Linked DNA regions of Homo sapiens: region 1 is linked to region 2. A link is a loop called in an ENCODE intact Hi-C map of the cell type or tissue named here. Cell type or tissue: PC-3. All regions are shown on one strand. Links, peaks and the distances in the headings refer to the core of each region. The heading gives the core; the rest is flanking DNA.

Region 1 (12,376 bases), core at 3,225-8,224, 78 kb after region 2:
ACCTCTACCTCCTGGGTGCAAGCAATTCTCCTGCCTCAGCCTCCCAACTAGCTGGGACAACAGGTGCACACCACCAAGCCTGGCTGATTTTTTGTATTTTAGTAGAGACGGGGTTTCACTGTGTTGCCCAGGCTGGTCCCGAACTCCTGAGCTCAGGCAATCCACCTGCCTCGGCCTCCAAAAGTGCTGGGATTACAGGTGTGAGCCGCTGCGCCTGGCCCATTCCTGTTTTATTGTATAATATTTAAGTGAAAGATATTTATTCTCATGTTGAGTTTTCTAAACTGATATTTGTATTTACCTTTTTTTGATGGAGAGAAAAGTTAGGTGTCTTTCCTCCATAAGTTTGGCATAGAACCCATCACTTTTTGATGCTTTTGGTCACAGTTCTATCACTAGAATACTAGCAATTAGACATATGCAAAGAATAACCTAACTAATATGATACAGTGGTTTGAAGGGCTGCAGGCATTAACTCCTAAACACCAAATCACATTGTTTTAATTTGTAACATGTAAGACAGTACGATAGGACTTTCTGTAGTATAAATATCCTATTATTAACTAATCCTTGTACTATTAAGTTACAGGGCTTTGAATCCTGGGTCTGAAGAAAGCAGCAACCCTTGATAAATTTTGTGCATTTACACCTGTCAAATCCCGTTTTCAGACGCTAGAGAAGGTGACAATCAAAATGAACTGCTTTTGTGAGACACAAGCCTAGAAACTGAAACTATTTAATTATTCTAGACCCAGGGACTATCACAGAAGAGGGGGTACATGAGATTGTTAGAAGCGATTAGTTCATTGTGTTTACATATTAAGCATTAATATCAACAGCACACTGATGCAAGGCCAGTGTCTGAGCCCTTGTGTCAGAATGACAGGGTTTTGTTTTTGGAGCATTGATGTGCATTTTCATAAAAAATTGCAAAAGGTTATAAAAAGTTTATGAGGCTGGGTATGGTGGTTCACGTCTATAATCCCAGCACTTTGGGAGGCTGAGGTGGGCGGATCACTTGAGGCCAGGAGTTCGAGACCAGCCTTGCCAACATGGTGAAACCCCATTTCTACTAAAAATACAAAAACAATTAGCCGGGTGTGTTGGCGTACGCCTGTAATCCCAGCTACTCTGGAGGTTGAGACATGAGAACCGCTTTAACCCGGGAGGCAGAGGTTGCAGTGAGTGAAGATCACAGCACTTCACTCCAGCCTCGGTGAGAAAGTGAGACTCTGTCTCAAAAAAAAAAAAAAAAAGTTTATGAAAATTTTACATTATGGTCAAACTGATAAAAATTATAAAACAGATTTGTTTACGAGGTTTTATTAAAATTCACTTTAACATTAACAATACCCCATACAAAGGTAAAATTTTGGTTTTCTCTTTTAGACAAAATGTTTGTGTAATTTTTTTTTGTCCTCATCATCTAGTTTATTTATTTATTTATTTTTTTATTATTATACTTTAAGTTTCAGGGTACATGTGCACAACGTGCAGGTTAGTTACATATGTATACATGTGCCATGCTGGTGTGCTGCACCCATTAACTCGTCATTTAGCATTAGGTATATCTCCTAATGCTATCCCTCCCCCCTCCCCCCACCCCACAACAGTCCCCAGAGTGTGATGTTCCCCTTCCTGTGTCCATGTGTTCTCATTGTTTGTGTAATATTAAGAAGAGAAAATATTTTGTTTACCTTTAGAACAAACTACAGGGGAAAAAAATGGAGGCGGGGAGAGACAGATTTAGTTGGTGTCATGCTATCTTTATTAGGTCTTATTGTTTGAGAAATTGAGTCTCCTTTCTATCAAAAGGTAAACATTTTTTGTTTTATCCCTTTTGCCAAATGAATGCCTATTTTATAGTTACCTGTGATCCTATTTTGTTATATCACGTGTCTTAAAACTTTGATATTTGGAAAACCTCCCAAGAGTGAAATTTCAACTTCTAAATTCAGGCTTTTTGATCTCAAACTAATTTTTTTAGATATTAGATTCACTGAAGTTCAAGGGAGACATATTAAATTTAATAGGTTTATTTGTTATGTTAGAATTATGCAGGAAGCATTATCACTCTGAGGTAGTGTTTAGCTTCCTTTGGGTTGTATTCATATTGATGTGTTGTTAATATGTGTTCCAGGATTGTATGAGATTCCTAAAATTCTGATATGTCTTAATATACATTATCAGTAACAAGAGTATTATGTTAACTTGCATGACACAGAAATAATCAAATTTCTTTGTCAACTGTGTCTTTAACTATGGATGTCTTAAGACTTTTGTCACCCACAATTGTTGTTTGCTTTGATCCTTCTCAAAAAGGGACTTATCACCAGCTACAGTCCAGAACTTGTTTCTTTGGGGAAGTTCATGAAAAGGACTCTTGAATGCAGGTTTCTGGTAAGTTTGGAGACTGTGCCATTGGATTAGAGAGAAAACTTCCAAGGCACTAATTGAAAGGCTGATGTGCTCAGAAAGATTGCTAACCCAATATAAGGCAGAGCAGAAGTTTATCACATGGGCTAAACTAATGAAGGTCTGAAATACATTTATGGCTTTGTTTGAAATATTGGTGGTTCTTTTTCTTTTGGATTTTAGAGTCTGAGGAATTTTATTTCTTTTGAGCTATTTATAGTCTTTAAGTATACTTTACAAATACTGAGTATACTTTTGTAAACAAAATTCGAGGCACATTTCTCTGTCTGCCTAATTTCTCCAGAATTTGTAATCTATTTGTGAATATTCTTAATTCATGGCAATGTGGCTTTTTTGCATATAGTTAACAAAAATGTTTTCTTTCATAATGAGACACAGTTGGAGGAATTGGTTATTTTCTCAGGGCTTTGACTGAAATGGCCTTGTGAGTGGTTCTAGCAAAGCCAATTTAGGATAGCCTATATGGATAATGATCCCTGTTACACTTTGTGTGGGTAATCAGGCCATGTATATTGGACTAAAGCGAATTTTGTAGGTATATTGGTTCTGCTGTGATTTGTCTTTGGTGGAAGTTGGGGGATGGAGGGAAAAATATTGTGTTTCAGAAAAAAATTATGGTATTAGATTAACCTTTGATTCCCAGGTGGCCATGAGGTCACCTATAGTATGGAGCTGCCCATGATGCTCCTCCTCAGCATGAAGCAGGCAGAAAGATTGATGACAAGATTCCCCATAAGTGAGGAACTGATAAATAGAAAGAGGGATCTGAAACATATCCACTAGTCCCATAGATAGATTTTTTTTTATAATCATAGAAATTGACCCTTCTGGTCTTAAAGTTTGAAACTTACATTTGTTTTATCTGAGTTCCTTCCTCAGGAAAGGATTCCCAGGCCTCCTGGGAATGTATCAAAGAACTGAAACTCACCAGATTACCACATCCAGACAATGAGATGCCAGACCCTTCATTCACCATGATTACTTCCTTGCCCCTCACTAGTTCCTGTTTTCTTAAACATCATTATATTTCTTCCATAGGGTAGAACTAAAACTAGGGGTATATAAATCCCTAGTTTTAGTTGTTCAGGTAGATGGAATTGAGACTGATCTCCCAGCTCTTTGGCTGCAGCACCTGATTAAAGTCTTCTTTCTTGGCACTAATTGTCTCAGTGATTGGTTTTGTATGTGGTGAGCAGAAAGACTTAGATTGAACCCCTGGTGTTTCAGTAACAAAAGCACTTAAAATCGTGAGGTTTGTAATATATTTCATAAGGTTGATGCATATGCACCTGGTATGTAAGCTTTGTAACAAAGTAACAATTATTTCTTTTTAGTAATTCTTCATATTTTACAATTACATAAATGCATACTATTGGTAGACATATGCACATATACAAGTATACTTATTTGTGTGTATATATATTCATGATATACATGTATATATATACATAGATATTTCTATATGTATATATATACATAGATATTTATATATGTATATATACATAGATATTTATGAAATACATATATGTATACAGACATACAATGTCTGAAATACATATATGTATACAGACATACAATGTCTGAAATACATTTATGGCTTTGTTGTTTGAAATATTGGTGATTCTTTTTGTTTTGGATTTTAGAGTGAGGAATTGTATTTCTTTTGAGCTATTTATAATCTTTAAGTATACTTTACATATGTTGAGTAGAGTATACTTTTGTAGACAAAAGTATAGATACATAGATATTTATCTATGTATATGTGTTTGTACATATATGTGTACACACATATATACATATATATGTGTGTGTGTATATATATATATATATATACACATATATATGTATGCCATGCATACTTAAGTTGGGAAATCTACAATTTTGTTACATAAACATGAAAAAAGTTCTTATTGTATATAAGCTTAAATAAATATGTTTCTTTTCCCAGTGAAATGAAACTCTTTTTAACATAATGTTTATATTTACCTGTTGTAAATTGTGTAAATATATATAATATGCTTATTATCTGTAGAGAAATCATCTTAGTTCAGAATTCAGTTGACAATTTAGATTGATTCATGCTGAAGGTAATTTATTTTTATTTGGACATGAATGGAAATAGCAGTCTACATAAAGAATTTTTCTAATTTAGCATTTGTCCTTTCTTTTCATGCTCCATTTATTGGTTATCTGAATCTTCCATTCGAGCTTTAAAATGTGAACCAAAATATTGACCTCACATTTTTTCCTAGGAGAACTAGAGGTATTGGTACAAATAATAAGCAGTCTTCACTTAAGGCCAATAATTATGATGGCATCATTTTTCCCCATTTAATTGTTTTCATTGTAACATTTCATTTTGAGGGAAAAGGCTAAATAAGTGAAACAATTCAAACTCGTTATTTTTATAATTCATTATACAAGCTAAATAGGACTTAGAGTTGCACACTTATAAATTGAGCCATTTTCTACACTAATCATCTGGTACATGGCTTTAGACTACCCCAGGAGGTTCAATTTTAAAGTCTTAGTTTTTCCTTTAAAATCTACTGGTCTTCAGACAGACAGAAGGTTAAATGAGACTTGAGTAGGAGCAGCTGGGTATTGTTAAATATATACCATTTAAAAGGATCCAAAAAATAGAAAGCATATTCAGTTTCTTATCAAGCTCTAGAAGCTATGTGAACTAAAGTCTTTAAGACTGATAAGGGATTTTCTCATCTTCAGTTGAAGTTTGGATTTGAACTTCTCTTAGATAAATATATGAAACTTTCTTACATTGCATTCTGGCATGTCTTTTTAAATTATAACAGACACAATATTTGTAGAACATTGCCAACATTTCTTTAACTAAGATAAGTAACATATTGTGAAATGTCTTTTCACATTAAGTGGAAAAAGCACAATCTGGTGATTTCATTCCTAACCAAAAAAAAAATGTAATTTGAAGATTACAATGTATTGAGGGGTTTATTCTTCTCCACTATGCTTTGTGTCTCAGAATCCCTATTAGTCTATTTATCAATTGTTCAGTAGTACTTTCATTCTTTTTTAAAAAAATAACAAGCACGGATAATGAATGAAAAATTACAACTTCAGGGTTGTTTGTAAACATTACTTGTGGTTCAAGTTTAATTCCACTATTTTTATTATCAAATAAGTATTCTACAAATGTCACTTCTGTTTGGCATTATTTGAACCTGCCTCAGAACAAAAGCAACACCAAAACAGATAAAGGATATGTGTCTTTGCAACATGCCATCAGATGTGTGAGTGTGTAAGGCAGAAAAAAAATATTTTTCTCGCTTGTATAATGGAGCTAAGAGGATAAAGCTACAATATATTACATCTGTAACAGAGAGAATAAACAAAATACACCAATTTGAATTTTAAAACATGTATGTTTGCACAGCATTTCAGATTAGTGATGTTTGCAGTGCATAGTCACTTATGTAATGACTAATGTGTTGTCAACATTTGTGCATGGGCTGGGAGTGAAAGACTGTCTTTACACATTATAAAGTAAACATGTGCTTATCAGTTAAATTATTAATGGTTTTAGCTTTCATTATTTATTCTTAATTGTTGTGATGTTAAAGAAACTCATTTGATGAAATCTTGTATTTCATTTTTGATTTCAAGCTTAAATTTTGTTTAACCCTTTTATTTAAGCATTTTTTATCATTCACAGTTTATTACATAACTAGTCTTTTATTTTTAAAATTATCTCTATAATCCTTTACCTTTTCTGTAAGTATTTTGTTTGAAATTTGGTGAAAATTTCCAGTTGAGGATTATTTTTTGTCAAAATGGCTTTGTTCATTACAATTGCAATAGGCAACTATTAGAAGCAACTGTTCAGGATTTAATTAATTAACTATATTGATGGAAAATTTATCAAATTAGGATTCCAAGGCAAAATACCTCTGAAAGTGGGTGAAGCCATAGAAAAAGCACTACCAAAGGAAAAAATCAGTCTCTGGTGGTTAGTCCCCATAGTGACTGCCATAATCCCCACCTCATGGTATCTATGCCATTGAGTAATGTTCTTTCCATAAGTGTGAGACCTGTCACTTGCTTCTGAGCAATAAAATACAAACAGTGATGGACTGTCACTCCTATGGTTATTTCATGGTATATAACTCTCTATCTTTCTATCTTTCTCCTTTCTGGGCTTTGAAAATGTAAGCTGCCATATTGTAAAAGGGCCTATGGAGAGAGACTCATAGCAAGAATCTGCAGGCAACCTCTCAGAACTGACAGAAGCACCCTACCTCATGCACATCAAGCAACAAACTACAAGCCTCCTGTCCTACAATCTCAAGAAAATAACCTGAGTGACTTTGGGAGTGGATCCATCTGTAGTTGAGCATTTAGCTGAGAACCCAATCGTAGCCAACATATTCATTGCAGCCTTGCAGAAGACACAACAAAATTGTGCCTTGACTCCTGACTCACAGAAACTGTGATTTAGTATGTGTGTGTGTTGTTTTAAGTTGGTAAATTTTTGGTAACTCCTTATGCAGAAATGAAAAACTAATAAATAAGGTGGAATTATTAAATAAAGTAAATTAGCATAGCCATTGCCATGCATACTTATTTTTGTATTGAGAACATGTAAAAACCACTCTTAGCAAATTTGAACTATATATTATTTTTAACTATGGTCATTATGTTCTGCAGTAGATTACTAAAACTTATATCTATGTCTAACAGAAACTTAGTACCCTTTGGCCAGTATTTCGCCTTTCCCCCATCCACTTTTCCTCAACCTCTAGCCTCTGGTAAGCACCATTCTACACTCTACTTATATGAGTTCAACTCTTTCAGATTTCGTTATTTCACTTTGTATACATATATCAAGACATCATATTATACTCCATAAATATATACCATTATTATGTATCAATTATCTTTAAAAAAACTAATGCACAATCATTGTTTAAGTCTGAGGTAAATAAAATTATTTAAAATAATAGATTAAAAGAAAATAGCAGTGACCTGACTAATATAATAATATTAGTCATATTCATAATGCAATATGAATTAAAATCACAATGTAAGACACATGTTAATCCCAATAATGTTCTGGGATAGGCTTATATGATGTAACATAAGAGAAAGTGAAAGAAACCTCCTATTTCATAGTAATTATCATACAGGATGTTTTCTTAAACATCAAAATTAACTCAAGCTTATGTCTGTAAAATGTGAGAGTATTGCCAGAGGAAATAAGAAAAAATAATTTACCCGTATGTATACTCTATTAGGAGAAACATAAAATATCTGGAAAGTAGGAAGTGTTCATGTTTTAAATTGTTTACTCTGCTTTGTCTCATAGAAAGGTAACATTAAACTGCATTTAAATTGTCTTGTTCAAATAATTTTATCTTTTACAATGTTACTCTCATATATATGCGAGCCCTTACAAAATCCATGTTAAGTCCTAATCATAGATAAATGCTATTTCTAAATGCTATTTCAGATCAATACATACTTTGCATTTATAATTTAATTATTAAGGCTACTAGTGTGTAGTCTAGTTAAAAAAATATATAGACAGGTGACATAACAGTATCTCACAGCTTAGTTTGTAAAATTTAGTACTTGCCAAATCAGGGTTGCGGTGCTGTCTTGGGCAGATTAACTGTAATTCACCCTAATAGGAATTGTGTATCATGGAGGTTTTCAAAGAATGACTTATAGAGAAAAAGCTTATGTGAATGACTAAAATTTCCTTATTTAAAAATATTATTGTGAAAATGTTAAGAACAGGACTAGCAAAAGTGTTCAATAAGGCCCATTACTCTTACTGGACTATATTAAATTTTCAATTTTGAGACAAATAAAGGCAGAAATTCAGCTGTAAATTAGGGAATAATTAGGTTATCTATATCAACCGATGTCAGCTTATCCTTGTGTATACAGCTAAAAATGTTTCAAGTTACCTAGCAGCTCATACATCCCAAGAAGACAAATGGGGACTCCCATGAATATCAGTTCTAGGTAACCTGACTCCCGAAGTGTGGTGGATTGCGTGCAGGAAGGCCTACTTCTAAATAATTAACTAAAATAATCCCTCTATCATTAATCTCTCCTTTTCCTGGCAGAAACTAATTTGGTTACTGACTCCTTGGCTTTTACTTGGTTTCAGAGGTCCAGATTCCCTGTTTTAAATCCAAAAGTTGTTATTTCAAATATGGCAGTACCTGTAACTGATTCAGTTTCTGAAGAGAGCCACAGTGAATATACTGGTACCCCGGCTGTTCAACTTCTTAGGAGGGTAGGCAGCTACCATGCATAAGCAGGAAAGCCACATGATGCTTGAAAGAAATTAAAATGTTTACCTAGGAGACTGTGTACAACCAATGTTCATGTAAGTGTAATTCTCTTTATGTGTCTTTTTAAAAAACGTTTTAGTTCAGTGATACATGCACAGGTGTGTTACATAGGTAAACTTGTGTCATGGGGGTTTATTGTACAAATTATTTCATCACCCAGGTATTAAGCCTAGAGCCCATTAGTTATTTTTCCTGATCTTCTCCCTCATACCACCCTGTACCATCCAATGGGCCCTAGTGTGTGTAGTTCCTCTCCATGTGTCCATATGTTCTCATCATGTAGCTTTGACTGATAAGTGAGAACATGTGATATTTGGTTTTCTGTTCCTGCATTAGCTTGGTAAGTATAATGGCTTCCAGCTCCATCCATGTTCCTGCAAAATACATGATCTCATTCATTTTTATGGCTGCATAGTATTCCATGGTATATATGTACCACATTTTCTTTATCCAGCCTATTATTAATGGGCACTTAGGTTGATTCCATGTCTTTGCGATTGTGAATAGTACTGCAATGAACATACACATGCTTGTGTCTTTATAATAAAACAATTTATATTCCTTTGGGTATATAGACAGTAATGGGAATGCTGGGTCAAATGGTGTATCTGTCTTTAGGACTTGGAGGAAATGCCACACTGTCTTCCACAATGTTTGAATTAATTTACATTCCCATCAACAGTGTATAAGTGTTTCTTTTCCTCCACAACTTCGCCAGCATCTGTCTTTTTTTCTTTTTTTGACTTTTTAATAATAGGCATTCTGCCTGGAGTGAGATGGTATCTCATTGTGGTTTTGATTTTCATTTCTCTAATGATCAATGATGTTGAGCTTTTTAAATATGATTGTTGGCTGCATGTATGTCTTCTTTTGGAAAGTGTCTACTCATGTTCTTTGTCCACTTTTTAATGTTTTTGTTTTTCTTGTTCATTTATTTATGTTCCTTGTAGATGCTGGATATCAGCCCTTTGTCAGATGCACGGTTTGCAAAAACTTTTTCCCATTGTGTAGGTTGTCTGTCTACTCTGTTGATGGTTTTTTTGTTGTTGTTGTTTTGTTTTGTTTTGTTTTTACTGTGCAGAAGCTCTTCAGCTTAATTAGATATCATTTGTCAATTTTTGCTCTTGTTGCAATTGCTTTTTTCATCTTTGTCATGAAATATTTTCCCGTGCCTACATCCTGAATGGTATTGCCTAGATTGTCTTACAGGGTTTTTGTAGTTTGGGGTTGAAAATTTAAGTCTTTGTTCCATCTTGGTTAATTTTTTAATATGGTGTACGGAAGGTGTATTAGTCCCTTCTCGCACTGGTATAAAGACATACCTGAGACTGGATAATTTAAAAAGAAAACGTACTTTTAATTGGCTTATGTTTTTGCAGGCTGTACAGACTTCAGCTTCTGGGGAGGCCTCAGAAAACTTAAAATCATGGCACAAGGGAAAGGGGAAGCAAGCACATTCTAAATGGTGGCATCAGGAGAAAGACAGAAAAGGGGGAGGTACTACACACTTTTAAACAACCAGATCTCATGAGAACTCTATCATGAGACAGCACTGAGTAGATGGTGCTAAAACATTAGAAACTACCCCCATGATCCAATAACCTCCCATCAGGCCCCACCTCCAACACTGGGGTTACAATTCAACATGAGATTTGGATAGGGGTACAGAGCCAAACCATATGAGAAGGGGTTCAGTTTCAATTTTCTGTATACGGCTTGCCAGTTATCCCAGCATCATTTATTGAATGGGGAGTCCTTTCTCCATTGTTGTTTTTGTCAGGTTTGTCCAAGATCACATAGTTGTATGTGTGAAGTCTTATTTCTGGGTTTCCTATTCTGTTCCATTGATCTATATGTCAGTTTTTGTATGAGTACAATGCTGTTTTGGTTACTGTAGCCCTATAGTATAATTAGAAGTTGGGTAGTGTGATGTCTCCAGGTTTGTTATTCTTGTTTGGGATTGCCTTGGCTATTCAGTCTCTTTCTTGGTTTTATATGAATTTTTAAATAGCTTTTCTCATTATGTGAAGAATCTCAATGGTATTTTAATAGCAATAGCATTGAATCTAAAAATTGCTTTTCACATTGTAGCTATTTTCATGATATTGATTCTTCTTCTCCATGAACTTGGAATGTTTTTCCATTTGTTTGTGTCCTCTCTGATTTCTTTAAGCAGTGGTTTGCAGTTCTCCTTGTAGAGATGTTTCACTTAGTTGTATTCCTAGGTATTTTATTATTTTTGTGACAATTGTGAATAGGAGTATATTCCTGATTTGACTCTTGGCTGGACTTTGTTGATGTATAAGAATGCTAGTAACTTTTGGGCAGTGCTTTTGTTTCCTGAGACTTTTCTGAAGTTGTTTATCAGCTTGAGACGCTTTTATGCTGAGATTATGGGGTTTTCTAAATATAGGATGATGTCATTTGCCAACATAGGTAGTTTGCCTTCCTCTCCTCCTGTTTGAATGCCCTTTCTTTCTCTTGCCTGCTTGCCCTGGCCAGGACTTTTAGTGCTATGCTGAATAGGAGTGGAGAGAGAGGGTATCCTTGTCTCATTCCAGTTTTCAAGGGGATTCTTTCAGCTCTTGCTCATGTATGAATATTGGCTGTGGGTTTGTCATACATGGCAGTTACTATTTTGAGGTATGTTTCTTCAATACCTAGTTTATTGAGAATTTTTCACATGAATGTTGAAGTTTATTAAAAGACTTTTCTGCATCTATTGAAGTAATCACGTGGTTTTTGTATTTAGTTCTGTTTATGTGATGAATCACATTTATTGATTTGCCTATGTCAAAACAACTTTGCTTCCCAGGAATAAAGCCTACTTGATCATGGTGGATAAGCTCTCTGATGTGCTGCTGAATTTGGTTTGCCGGTATTTTGTTAAGAATTTTTATATTTATGTTTATCAAAGATATTCACCTGAAGTGTTTTCTTTTTGGTTGTATCTCTGCCAGGTTTTGGTATCCCGATGATGCTGGCCTCATAGAATGAGTAAAGGAGGAGTCCTGTCTCATCAATTTTTTGCTATAGTTTCAGTAGGACTGGTACCAGCTCTTCTTTGTATATCTTTCATAATTCATCTGTGAATCCATCTGGTCCTGGGCTTTTATTGGTTGATAGGTTATATTTTATTGCCTCAATTACAGAGCTCATTATTAGTCTCTTCAGGGATTCAATTCAATTTTCTCTTTTCTTCTTTATTGGTCTAGCTAGTGGCCTATCTATTTTATTAGGTTTTTCAAAAACCGAGATCCTAGATTTGTTGATCTTTGAATGGTTTTTTGTGTCTCAATCTTCTTCATTTCAGCTCTAATTTTAGTTATTTTTCATCTTCTACTACCTTTGAAATTTGTTTGCTATTGGTTCTCAAGTTCTTTAGTTGTGATGTTATATTGTTAATATGAGTTCTTTCTTTTTGATGTGGGCATTTAGTGTTATAAATTTCTCTCTTAACACTGCCTTAGCTGTGTCCCAGAGATTCTGGTATGTTATATCTTTGGTCTCACCAGACCTGCCTTAAAAGAGTTCCTGAAGGAAGCAATAAATATGGGGGGAAAAAAGACCATTACCAGCCACTACAAAAACACACTGAA
Region 2 (12,376 bases), core at 3,834-8,833:
TTTCTCATACACATGTTTGTCATTTATGTACTTCTGAGAAAAGTCTATTCAGATCTTTTGCTTTTTTTTTTTTTTGAGATGAAGTTTTGCTCTTGTCACCCGGGTTCAAGAGATTCTCATGCCTTAGCCTCCTGAGTAGCCGGGATTACAGGCCCCTGCCACCATGCCCAGTTAATTTTTGTATTTTCAGTAGAGATGGGGTTTCACCATGTTGGCCAGACTGGTCTTGAACTCCTGACCTCAGGTTATCCACCCGCCTCAGCCTCCCAAAGTACTGGGATTACAGGCATGAGCCACCAGACACGGCCTTTTGCTTATCTTTTAATTGAATTATTATTATTATTTTGCTCTTGAACTGTTTAAGCCACTTATATATTCTGGTTATTAATCCTTTGTCAGATCAATGGTTTGCAACTGTTTTCTTCAATTCTGTGGATTGTCTTCATTTTTTTGATTGTTTCATTTGTTGCGTGAAAGCTTTTTAGCTTGAGGTAATCTTATTTGTCTATTTTTGCTTTGGTACCCTGTGCCTTTCAGGTCTTACACACAAAAAAATTTGCCCAGACCAATTTCCTACAGTGTTTCCCCAATGTTTTCTTCTAGTAGTTTCCTAGTTTCAGGTAGTAGATTATAGTTTCTAATTTATTTTTATTTTATTTTTGTGTGTGGTGAAAGATGGCAGTCTAATTTTTTTTTTGGCATAGTTAATCGATTTTTCCAACACATTTATTGAAACAACTGTCCTTTTCCCATTGTGTGTGCTTGGCACCTGTGTCGAAGATGAGATTTTTTGCAGCTGGGGTAGTATATATCTGTGTTCTCTATTCTCTTCTTTTGCTCTGTGGGTCTGTTTTTATGCCAATATCATGGTGTCTTGGTTGCTATAGCTTTGATATATATATATATATATATGTATATCAATGATACTTCAAGTTCTGGGATACATGTGCAGAACAGGCAGGCTTGTTACATAAGTATAAATGTACCATGGTGGTTTGCTGGACCCATCAAACTGTCATCTACATTTGGTATTTCTCCTAATGCTATCCCTCCTCATGCCCCCCACCCCCCAACAGGCCCCAGTGTGAGATGTTCCCCTCCCTGTGCCCATATGTTTTTATTGTTCAACTCCCACTTATGAGTGAGAATATGTGGTATTTGATTTTCTGTTCCTGTGTTAGTTTGTTGAGAATGATGGTTTCCAGCTTCATCCATGTCCCTGCAAAGGACATGAACTCATCCTTTTTTATGGCTGCATAGTATCCCACAGTGTATATGTGCCACATTTTCTTTATCCAGTCTAACATTGATGGGCATTTGGGTTGGTTCCAAGTCTTTGCTATTGTGAATAGTGCTGCAATAAACATACGTGTGCATGTGTCTTTATAGTAGAATGATTTATAATCATTTGGGTATATACCCAGTAATGGGATTGGTGGGTCAAATGGCATTTCCAGTTCTGGATCTTTGAGGAATTGCCACACTGTCATCCACAATGATTGAACTAAGTTACACTCCCACCAACAGTGTAAAAGTGTTCCTATTTCTCTGCACCCTTTCCAGCATCGGTTGTTTCCTGACTTTTTAATGATTGCCATTGTAACTGGCCTGAGATGGTATCTCATTGTGGTTTTGACTTGCATTTCTCTAATGACCAGTGATGAGCTTTTTTTCATATGTTTGTTGGCCACATAAATGTCGTGTTTTGAAAAGTGTCTGTTCATATCCTTTGCCCACTTTTTGATGAGTTTTTTTTTTCTTGTACATTTCTTTAGGTTCCTTGTAGATTCTGGATATTAGCCCTTTGTCAGATGGATAGATTGTAAAAATTTTCTCCCATTCTGTAGGTTGCCTGTTCACTCTGATGATAGTTTCTTTTGATGTGCAGAAGCTCTTTAGTTTAATTAGATCCCATTTGTCAATTTTGGCTTTTGTTGCCATTGCTTTTAGTGTTTTAGTCATGAAGTCTTTGTCCATGACTGTGTCATGAATGGTATTGCCTAGGTTTTCTTATAGGGTTTTTATGGTTTCAGGTCTTACTTTTAAGTCTTTAATCCATTTTGAGTTAATTTTTGTATAAGGTATAAGGAAGGGGTCCAGTTTCAGTTTTCTGCATATGGCTAGCCAGTTTTCCCAACACCATTTATTAAATAGGGAATCTTTTCCCCACTGCTTGTTTTTGTCAGATTTGTCAAAGATAAGATGGTTGTAGATGTGCGGTGTTATTTCTGAGGCCTCTGTTCTTTTCCATTGGTCTATATATCTGTTTTGGTACCAGTAGCATGCTGTTTTGGTTACTGTAGCCTTGTAGTATAGCTTGAAGTCAGGTAGCATGATGCATTTGACTTTTGTATTGTTTGCTTCAAAAATTATTGTTTTGTCCAAGGTGGCAGTGGGTTCTTAAATTACCTGTAATTTTTTCCAAGTGGTGTCCTTTGCATAGACATTATTTTTTTTAAAAAAAGTCTGAGTTAAATGAGACAAAGGCAAACTCCTCATTTTAGTCCACCAAGAAACTTCCAGTTAGATCAAAACAGGCAAACACTATTTTCAAGAAACCAAATATGATCTGCTCCATAAACCAAAAATAAAATTTAAAGACCTCTAAGCAGGTGTTGGACCCTCCCCTCAGGTAAGGGAATTCCAAAGTTAACCTGTAAAGCTAGTTCAGGCCATGATGGAAAGAGTAGATTGCACATGGTTCATTATTTCCTCCTCCCTTTTGAAATTCAGGCACAGCTGTCCAGCATTAACGTTAAAACAGAACTTTAGACTGACAAAGCAGGCATTTTTTGTAGTGATAAGACATCTAATTCCAGCTTGACTCTAGTACGGCATCACATGACACATAGCTGGGCTTGAAAGAAGTTAAGGTATTTTACCCCAAATTAGATTTATTTGACATATTTTAAGATGGGCATGCAAAGCTGTCTCTTGTGAGGAAAATCTACATTATGTAGAGAATCCCTGTTCTTTTGCGGGTCTTTTCCCTGATTCAGGAGAGAATTAACAAATGTCTTGGAACTTTTCTTAGTCTGATAAGAATTCTGAAGCCTGCAACATAGAAGCTTCATCTGCATGATAAGCCCTTGGTCTCCACAACCTTTTATCTTAACCCAGATATACTCGTTGCTATTGATTCCAGGTCTTTAGATAGTAACTATTTCAACCAATTGCCAATTAGAAAATCTTTTAATCTGTCTATGACCTTGAAGCCTCCACTTACAGTTGTCTCACCTTTCTGGACTAAATTAACGTATATTTTACATGTATTTATCAATGTCTTTTATCTCCCTAAAATTTATAAAACCAAGCTGGAGCCTGACCAACTCAGGCCCATACTCTCAGGATTTCCTGATGGCTGTGTCATAGACCATCGTTCATGCATATTTGGCTCAGAATAAATCTCTTCAAATGTTTTACAGAGTTTGACTTTTTTATGAACAGCTCTCTCCTGCCTCTGGTGTGAAACCATACCAGAAACACAGTCAGTCATCTTTATACTGTCACCATATCTGTAAGAAGATTGGGGTAAGATTATATTAAATTGCCACAAAGCTCTAATGTGTTTCAGTAATATTTTTCTGTTTAAGCATTTGCTTGGCTGTTGTAAACCTCTGACTGTTAACCAGAGTTCTTATAATGTTGATTCCAACAATTTTTGATAGCTTTTTATTTTATTTTTTGGCGTTTCTGGTGACTGGTGAGTAAAGGTACGTAAAGTTTATTATTTTGCCAATTTTGCCTATGTCATTTCTTTTTACCTTTACTTTTCAGATATAGTTTTGCTTTATATAATATTCCAAATTGACTTTTTTCTTTTAGAACTTCGTAGATTTTATCCTACTGTCTTCTATTCTCCACTGTCATTGAGTGGAAAATCAGCTGTTACTTTCATGGGATTCCTTTGTATGATAATTTTTTTTCTCTTGCTGCTTTCAAGATTTTGTCTTAATCTTTCAGGATTTTTAATTAGATGCCTTTAGGTATGAATCTCTTTGTATTTATTCTACCTGGATTTCAATGAGTTTTTATGTGTACATTTGTTTTTCATAAAATATGGGAAGATTTCAGCAATTATTTCTTGAATGTGTTTTGTTTCTTTCCCTACAATTTCTCTCCTGACATTTCCATTAGATGTGTGCTAATATATGTACCAGTGTTCTGCAATAGTGAGATTCTGTTCAGTTTTCCCACACTTTTTTTCTCTTTGTATTTGAATTACATAATGTTTATCAATCCATCTTTGATTTCACAGATTCTTTCTTCTGTGTATTAAAACCAATTGTTGAATAACTTCAGTGAGTTTATCACTTCAATTATTGTACTTTCACCTACAAAATTTCATTTTTAAAAAATTTTTGTTTCTTTACTGATTTTTTTCTATTTGAGGAGTGTCAACAAAGAGTGTCAAACTCTGTAAAATATTTGAAAAGATCTCTTCTGAGCCAAATATGAATGACCATGGCCTATGACACAGCCCTCAGGAGATCCTGAGACCATGTGCCCAAGGTTATCAGGGTGCAGTTTGGTTTTATACATTTTAGGGACACATGCAACTTCAATCAAATACATTTAATAAATACATTGATTTGGTCCAGAAAGGCAGGACAACTTGAAGTGGGGGCTTCCAGTTGATTGGTACATTTGAAATTTTTCCAATTAGCAATTGGTTGAAAGAACTATCAATAGAAAGAATGTCTGGGTTGTGATAAGAGGTTGTGAAGACCAAAGTTTTATCATGCAGATGAAGCCTCTGGATAGCAGGCTTCAGAGAGAATAGACTATAAATGTTTCTTAACAGACCTAAGGTCTGTGTTGTTGTAAATTCCGGAGAGGTATAATGAGACATGTCAGATTCCCACTTCTCATCATGGCCTGAACCAGTCTTTCAGGTTAAATTTTAAAGCCCTGGCTTAAGAGGAGGTCCATTCAGATCGGTGAAGGGTATTAGAATTTTATTTTTAGTTTACAGGAGGCATTGCCATCATACCTTCCTAAAACATGGTTTCTCTTGGTTCTCTGAATGCATAAATATTTTTTGCTTTGAAATTTTTGTTAATTGCAACATCTGGACTCTCTTTCAAGTGGTCTTGTTACCTGTCTTTAAAAATTCTGTGTTTGTGTAAAAGTTACCTGTCTCTTTGTGTTTTGTGATTGTTTGTTAAAAATTTTGGACAATATTTTTGTAATAAATGTAGCAAATTTGAAAAATAATCCCCTCACCAACAAAACTTAAAAGGATTTTCTTAAAGAGCGCGCAGTGGAGGAGGCTAAACAAAGCATGGCCACGTGGTTACAGGTCATGCTTCAAAGGAGGTAAAACAAGATGGAGACCTGCAGCAAAGTTTGCTACTGACCATCCAGAAAGACACGCAAAGTACACCAGATTGGCTACAGCTTAACACCAACCTCACAAATCCTTTTTCATAATTAAAACTTTACAAAGACTATTAGCAATGATCCTTATTATTCCTGGGCTAGTAAAACATCTTTTAAAAAGAAAAAAAGCATCCCTTAAAAGTTAACTCCTGACCTGGTAGAGAAAAGAGAAAAAAAAAAGCTTAAAATTCAGGACTGTGTTAACTCCTGACAGGGTAGAGAAAAGGAAAAAAAAGTTTAAAGTGCAGGGTTGAGCCTGGGGGAAGAACCAATTATTCTTCCCCCCAAAATAAGAAAAAGGCCAACAACATTCTTGACCCCTGGGAGTAACAGGGTGGGGTAGGCGGCATAATTTCCTCTACCCTCAGAAGAAATCTGAGACCACAAAGGCTTAAAAGTGACAGGGAAAAAGATTTTTGGTTTGCGTGTTACTCACGCTTTCTCATGTCCCAATGTTTGGGCACCAAAATGTTGCAGAACTTTGATCTTTAGTTCAGCTAAAAGCAAGTTCTTGTCACACAACCAGAAAAAGACACACAGACACATTGAAAGGTTAGGGGAATTTATTGGATGAAAAGGAAAAAAAGGAAAAATAAAAACTCTCAGCAAAGCAAGAGGGGTTCGTGCTAACAGGCCCCCATCTCACAGATTGATTGCAGGCCACGCACACAGGAACTGAATAGGCCAGGCTTCTCCCGGCTGCAAACAGCGTGAACTTCCCATGGCTCCACTCCTTCCTCCAAGTGTGCAGGCTGGTCAGAGGTTCTCTGGGGACCTGCCCCCTTAACTTCCTCCTGCATATATCACAAGCTCTGGCCTTCCTGGCGTACTTGTTGACATTTCATCTACAAGCAAGCAAGCTGGAATGAGAATAATCACATGTCTTGTATTTACCTGCCACAGCTGATGACCCTTTGGCCATGCCTTCCTGGAATTTAGCTCCTGCAACACAGCTTGGGAGTGATGAGAAATGCAAGCACCCTATCCTGGGAAAGTAGCATAACACATAACTGGAGGCTGGAGGAAATAAAGCCCTGTATTTTTGGCCACAACCACCTTTATTAAAGTTTCTATCATGTTAACCATGTGGCAAGATAGTAGAAGGTAGATCTCTAACTCTACAAACTATAGACATTTTTTAAAACCCTCAACAAACAAGACATTGCACAAATATGCTTCAAAATAATAAGAGCTGTCTATGACAAACCCATAGTCAACATTGTACTGAATGAGCAAAAGCTGGAGTCATTCCCCTGGAATTCCAGAAGATAAGGATGCCCTCTCTCACCACTTTTATTCAACAGAGTACTGGAAGTCCTGGCCAGAGCGATCAGGCAATTGAAATAAAATAAAAGGCATCCAAAAAGGAATAGAGGAAGTCAAACTATTCCTGTTTTCAGAGCATGTAATTCTATACATAGAAATCCCATAGTCTCTGCCCAAAACCTACTTGATCTGATAAACAACTTGAACAAAGTTTCATCATACCAAACAATATGCAAAAATCAGTAAGACTCCTATACCCCAACAACATCTAAGCTGAGAGCCAAATCAAGAATGCAATCCCATTCACGATGGCCATAAAAAGAATAAAATACCTAAAAGTACTGCTAACCATGGAGGTGAAAGATCTCTACCAAAAGAATTACAAAACGCTGCTCAAAGAAATCAGAGATAACACAATCAAATGGAAAAGCATTTAAGGAAGAATCAATATTGTTAGGATGGGCATACTACCCAAAGCAATTTAGAGATTTAAAGTGATTCCTATCAAACTATCAATGACATTCTTCAGAGAATTAGTAAAAACTATTTCAAAATTCATATGGAACAACAACAACAAAAAATAGCCTGAATAGCTAAAGCAATTCTACACAAAAAGAATAGCGCTGAAGGCATCACTTTACCTGACCTCAAACTATACTTCAAAGGTACAGTAACCAAAAAAGGATACTGGTACAAAACAGGCACATAGACCAATTGAATAGAATAGAGAGCTCAGAAATGATACCACATACCTACAATCATCTGGAATTCATGGAGGTGGACAAAATCAAGCAATGGGGAAAGGACTCATTTAATAAATAGTGCTGGGATAACTGGCTAGCCATATGCAGAAGATTGAAACAGGACTGCTCCAATACATTACCCCAGTAGCCTGAGAACTGCTTCACAAACCCCACAGGGCATGCAGCTTGCCCTACACATGGAGAGTCAGAGTACAGAACTGCCTGATTCAGCCCCCACCTGACTGTGCCCCTCTACCTGCCCTGGTATATTAACACAAATGATAAAAACTTTGGGGAGCTTTATGGCTCTGTCCATCACCCAAGAAACCAGAATACCTTCCCTGGGCAACATAAAAACACGCTCAAATCCTACTGCTACTACTGCAGATGGTGCTCTTTTGCACGCGCCACCTTCTGGCTGGGGTCAAACTGACTCAGTCTGTTACAGCATCACTAGGTAGAATAACACTGCTCCCAGAAAGGAGAAAACCAGGGTGTGAACTCAGATATCACCATTGCCTCTAACACCCTGGCTAAGTAGAAGGTTCTGAGTCTGTCTACTTGGCCAGTTCACCATTATTATAATCAGCTTTTGAGAAAGCCAGCACACTAAGGCTACCTATAACTAAGAAAATACACAGAGTCTGTATCACTCTCCTATTATCCCCATCAGAGCTCATGCTGGTACCCACTGCTGGGAGATTTGAGAACAGGTCACATCACCAGATCCCTTGCATATTCCATAGCACCAGCTGGGTCGTGGCAGCCCTACTCGTGGCTAGATCCAGAAGAACAATAACAATCAGACAGAATGTCATCAAAGAAACAATGGACTTAAACTACACTCTAGAATAAACAGACTTAACAGCTATTTACAGAACATTCTACCCAACAACTGCAGAATATACGTTCTTCTCATCAGCACATGGAACATTCTCCAAGATAGACTATATGATAGGACAAAAACACAAGTCTCAATACATTTAAGAAAACTGAAACCATATTAAATATCTCCTCAGAACACAGTGGATTAAAACTAGAAATAAACATAAAAGGGAACCCTCAAAATTATGCAAATACATGGAAAATAAATAATCTACTTTGGAATGATTTCTGGGTTAGCAAGGAAATCAAGATGGAAATATAAATTTTTTAAAATGAATGATAATAGTGACACAAGTTATCAAAACCTCTGGAATACAGAAAAAGCTATGCAAAAAGGAAAGTTAATAGTTAAATGCCTATATCAAAAAGTCTGAAAAAGCACAAATTGACAACATAATGTACCACCTCAAGGAACCATAGAAACAGGAACAAACTAAACCCAAAGACAGCAGAAGAAAAGAAATAACAAATATCAGACAACTAAATAAAGTTGAAACAAAGAAAATACCAAATATAAATGAAACAAAAAGCTAGTTCTTTGAAAAGATTAGCAAAATTGTGAGACCATTAGTAAGACTGACCAAAAATGAAGAGAGAAGATAGATCCATCTAAGCTCAATTTGAAATGAAACTGGAGACATTACAACATATTCCCCAGAAATACAAAAGATCATTTGAGACTACTATGAACACCTTTATGCACACAAAATAGAAAACCTAGAGGGAATGAATAAATTCCTGAAAACATACAATCCTCCTAGACTCAATCAGAAAAATAAATAGAAATCCTGAAGAGACCAATAACAAGCAGCAAAATTGAATCAATAATTTAAAAAAGCCAACAAAAATCCCAAAACCAGATGAATTCATAGCTAAATTCTACCAGAAATTCAAAGAACGATTGTTGCAAATCTTACTGAAACTATTCCAAAAGATTGAGAAACACGGAATCCTTGTGAAATTATTCTTTGAAGCCAGTATCACCCTGACACCAAAAGCAGGAAAGAAAATAATAAAAAAAAACCATAGACCAATATCCCTGATAAACTTTGATGCAAAAATCCTCAACAAAATACTAGCTAACTGAATCCAACATCACATCAAAAATATAACACATCATGGCCAAGTGGGTTTTGTCCCAGGAGTGCAGAGATGGCTTAACATATTCAAGTCAATAAATGTTATAGATCACATACACAGAATTAGACTAAAGTATAGGATCATCTCAATAGATGCAAAGCATTTGATAAAATCCAGCATCTGTTTATGATAAAAATCCTCAATAAACTAGGCATAGAAGAGACTTACCTCAAAATAATAAAAGCCATATATGACATACCCACAGCAAACATCATACTAAAAGGAAAAAAGTTGAAAAATTTCACCCTGAAAACTTTAAGGAGAGAAGGATGCCCATTTTCACCACTTCTATTTAACATAGTACTAGAAGTCCTAGTCAGAGCAATCAGGCAAGAGAAAGAAATAAAGGACATCCAAATATAAAAAGAAAAAGTCATACTAGTACTGTTCACTGATAAGATTCTATACCTAGAAAACTCTAAAGGCTGTTTCAGAAGACTCCTAGATATGATAAATGAATTTAGTAAAATCTCAGGATGCAAAATCAATGTACACAAACCAGTAAAAATGATAAATACTAAAAATGTCCAAGCTGAGAATTAAATCAAGAACTCAATCTTGTTTACAGGAGCTAAAAAAAAATCTAGGAATATACTTAGACAAAGAGGTAAAGTATATTTACAAAGAAAACTACAAGACACTGCTGAAATAAATCATAGATGACACAAACAAATGGAAACTTATCCCATGCCTATGGGTGGGAAAAATTCGTATTGTAAAAATGATCATACTGCCCAAAGCAATCTACAGATTCAAAGCAATTTCCATAAGAACACCACCACCAGCCAGGCGCGGTGGCTCACGCCTGTAATCCCAACACTTTGGGAGGCTGAGGCAGGTGGATCATGAGGTCAGGAGATCGAGACCATCCTGGTTAGCACGGTGAAACCCAGTCTCTACTAAAAGTACAAAAAAATTAGCTGGGCATGGTGGCGGGCGCCTGTAGTCCCAGCTACTTAGGAGGCTGAGGCAGGAGAATGGCATGAACCCAGGAGGCAGAGCTTGCAGTGAGCCGAGATTGTGCCACTGCACTCCAGCTTGGGCGGCAGAGGGAGACTGCATCTCCAAAAAAAAAAAAAAAAAAAAAAAAAAAAAAAAACCACCACCACCATTTTTCACAGAAGTAGAAACAACAATTCTAAAATTCATATGGAACCAGAAAAGAGCCTGAATAGCCAAAGCACTACTAAGCAATAAGAAGAAATCTGGAAGCATTACATTACCAGAGTTCAAAATATACTACAAGGCTATAGTTACCAAAGCAGCATGGTACTGGTATAAAAATAGGCACTTAGACCAACAGAAAAGAATAGAGAACAGAGAATTAAAGCCAAATACTCACAGCCAACTGATCTTTGACAGAGCTTACAAAAATATAAATTGAGCAAAAAACTCCTGATGTATTTGGCTCTGTGTCCCCACTCAAATCTCATCTCAAACTGTAATCCCCATGTGTCAGGAGAGGAGCCTGGTGGAAGGTGATTGGATCATGGGGGCAGATTTCTCACTTGCTGTTCTCATGATAGTGAATGAGTTTTCATGAGTTCTCATTGTTTAAAAGTGTATGGCACCTCCCCATTCTCTCTCTGTCTCTCCTGCCACCATGGTAAGATGTGCTTTCTTCTCTTTTCTCTTCTGCCATGATTGTAAGTTTCCTTAGGCCTCCCAGTCATGCTTCCTGTTAAGCCTGCAAAACTGTGAGTCAATTAAACCTTTTTTCTTTACAGATTACCCAGTCTTGGGTAGTTCTTTATAGCACTGTGAGAATGGACTAATATGGAAAAATGGTACTAGGAGTGGGATACTGATATAAAGATACCTGAGAATGTGGAAGCAACTTTAAATCTGGGTAATGGGCATTGATTAGAACAGTTTTGAGTGCTCAGAAGATAGGAAGATGTGGGAAAGTTTGGAACTTCCTAGAGACTTGTTGAATGGTTTTGTTAAAAATGCTAATTGTGATATGGACAATGAAGTACAAGCTGAGGTGTTCTCAGATGGAGATGAGAACTGGTGTAAAGGACACTTTTGCTTTGCTCTAGCAAAGAGACTGGTAACATTCTGTCCCTGTCCTAGAGATATGTAGAACTTTTATCTTGAGAGACGTGATTTATGGTATCTGATGGAAGAAATGTCTAAGCATCAAAGCATTCAAGATGTGACCTGGTTGTTTCTAAAAGTGTATGCTCATATGTGTCAGAAAATAGATGGTCTAAAATTGGAACTTATATTAAAAAGAAAAGCAGAACATAAAAGTTTGGAAAACTTGCAGCCTGACCATGTGGTAGAAAAGAAAAACTCATTTTCTAGGGAGAAATTTAAGCCTGCTGCAGAAATTTGCATAAGTAAAGAGGAGCGGAATGTTAATAGCCAAGACATATCTCCAGAGCATGTCAGAGACCTTCACTTCAGTCCCTCCCATCACAAGCCTGGAGGCCTAGAAGGGAAAAATGGTTTCGTGGGCCAGGCCCAGGGCCCAGATGCTTTGTGCAGTCGTGGGACAAGGTGCCCTGTGTCCCAGCTGCTCAAGCTCCAGTCCTGGCTAAAAGGGCCAAGATACAGCTTAGGCCATTGCTTCAGAGTGAGCAAGCCCCAAGACTGGGCAGCTTCCATGTGGTGTCGTGCCTGCAGGTACACAGAAGGCAAGAGTTGTGGCTTTGGCAATTCCACCTAGATTATAGAGGATGTATGGAAATGCTTGGATGGCCAGGAGGAAGTCTGCTGCAGGAGCAGAGCCCTCATGGAGTACCTCTACTACAGAAGTGCAGAGGGGAAATGTGGGGTTGGAGCCCCCACACAGAATCCCCACTGGGCCACTGCCTAGTGGAGCTGCAAGAAGAGGGCCACCATCCTCCATAGTGCAAAATGGTAGATCCACTGACAGCTTGCACTATGTGCCTAGAAAAGCCACAGTCACTCAATGCAAGCCTATGAAAGCAGCTGTGGTGCTGTACCCTGCA

The links. A loop is a pair of places that touch in the nucleus more often than their neighbours do. Peaks named below come from ENCODE experiments on the same cell type or tissue, not always from the same donor. Only the 100,000 strongest peaks of a DNase experiment are listed, where the experiment ranks them.
Region 1: it touches region 2 in a loop (11-fold over the local background); 1 of 110 quality-filtered maps calls a loop at or near these places.

The regions. Positions count from the first base shown.
Region 1 is chrX:88,520,109-88,532,484 of GRCh38, reverse strand. All of the region lies in intron 3 of LOC107985713 (a long non-coding RNA gene), which reads left to right. Among named protein-coding and RNA genes, the nearest start is that of CPXCR1, 220 kb to the left of the region's middle. In PC-3, for the core only: no CTCF peak of the experiment used is centred there; no DNase peak of the experiment used is centred there.
Region 2 is chrX:88,598,873-88,611,248 of GRCh38, reverse strand. The region is part of intron 1 of LOC107985713 (a long non-coding RNA gene); the gene reads left to right. Among named protein-coding and RNA genes, the nearest start is that of CPXCR1, 140 kb to the left of the region's middle. In PC-3, for the core only: no CTCF peak of the experiment used is centred there; a DNase peak (open chromatin) is centred at 6,418; H3K4me3 peaks cover 711 bases; H3K27ac peaks cover 2,838 bases.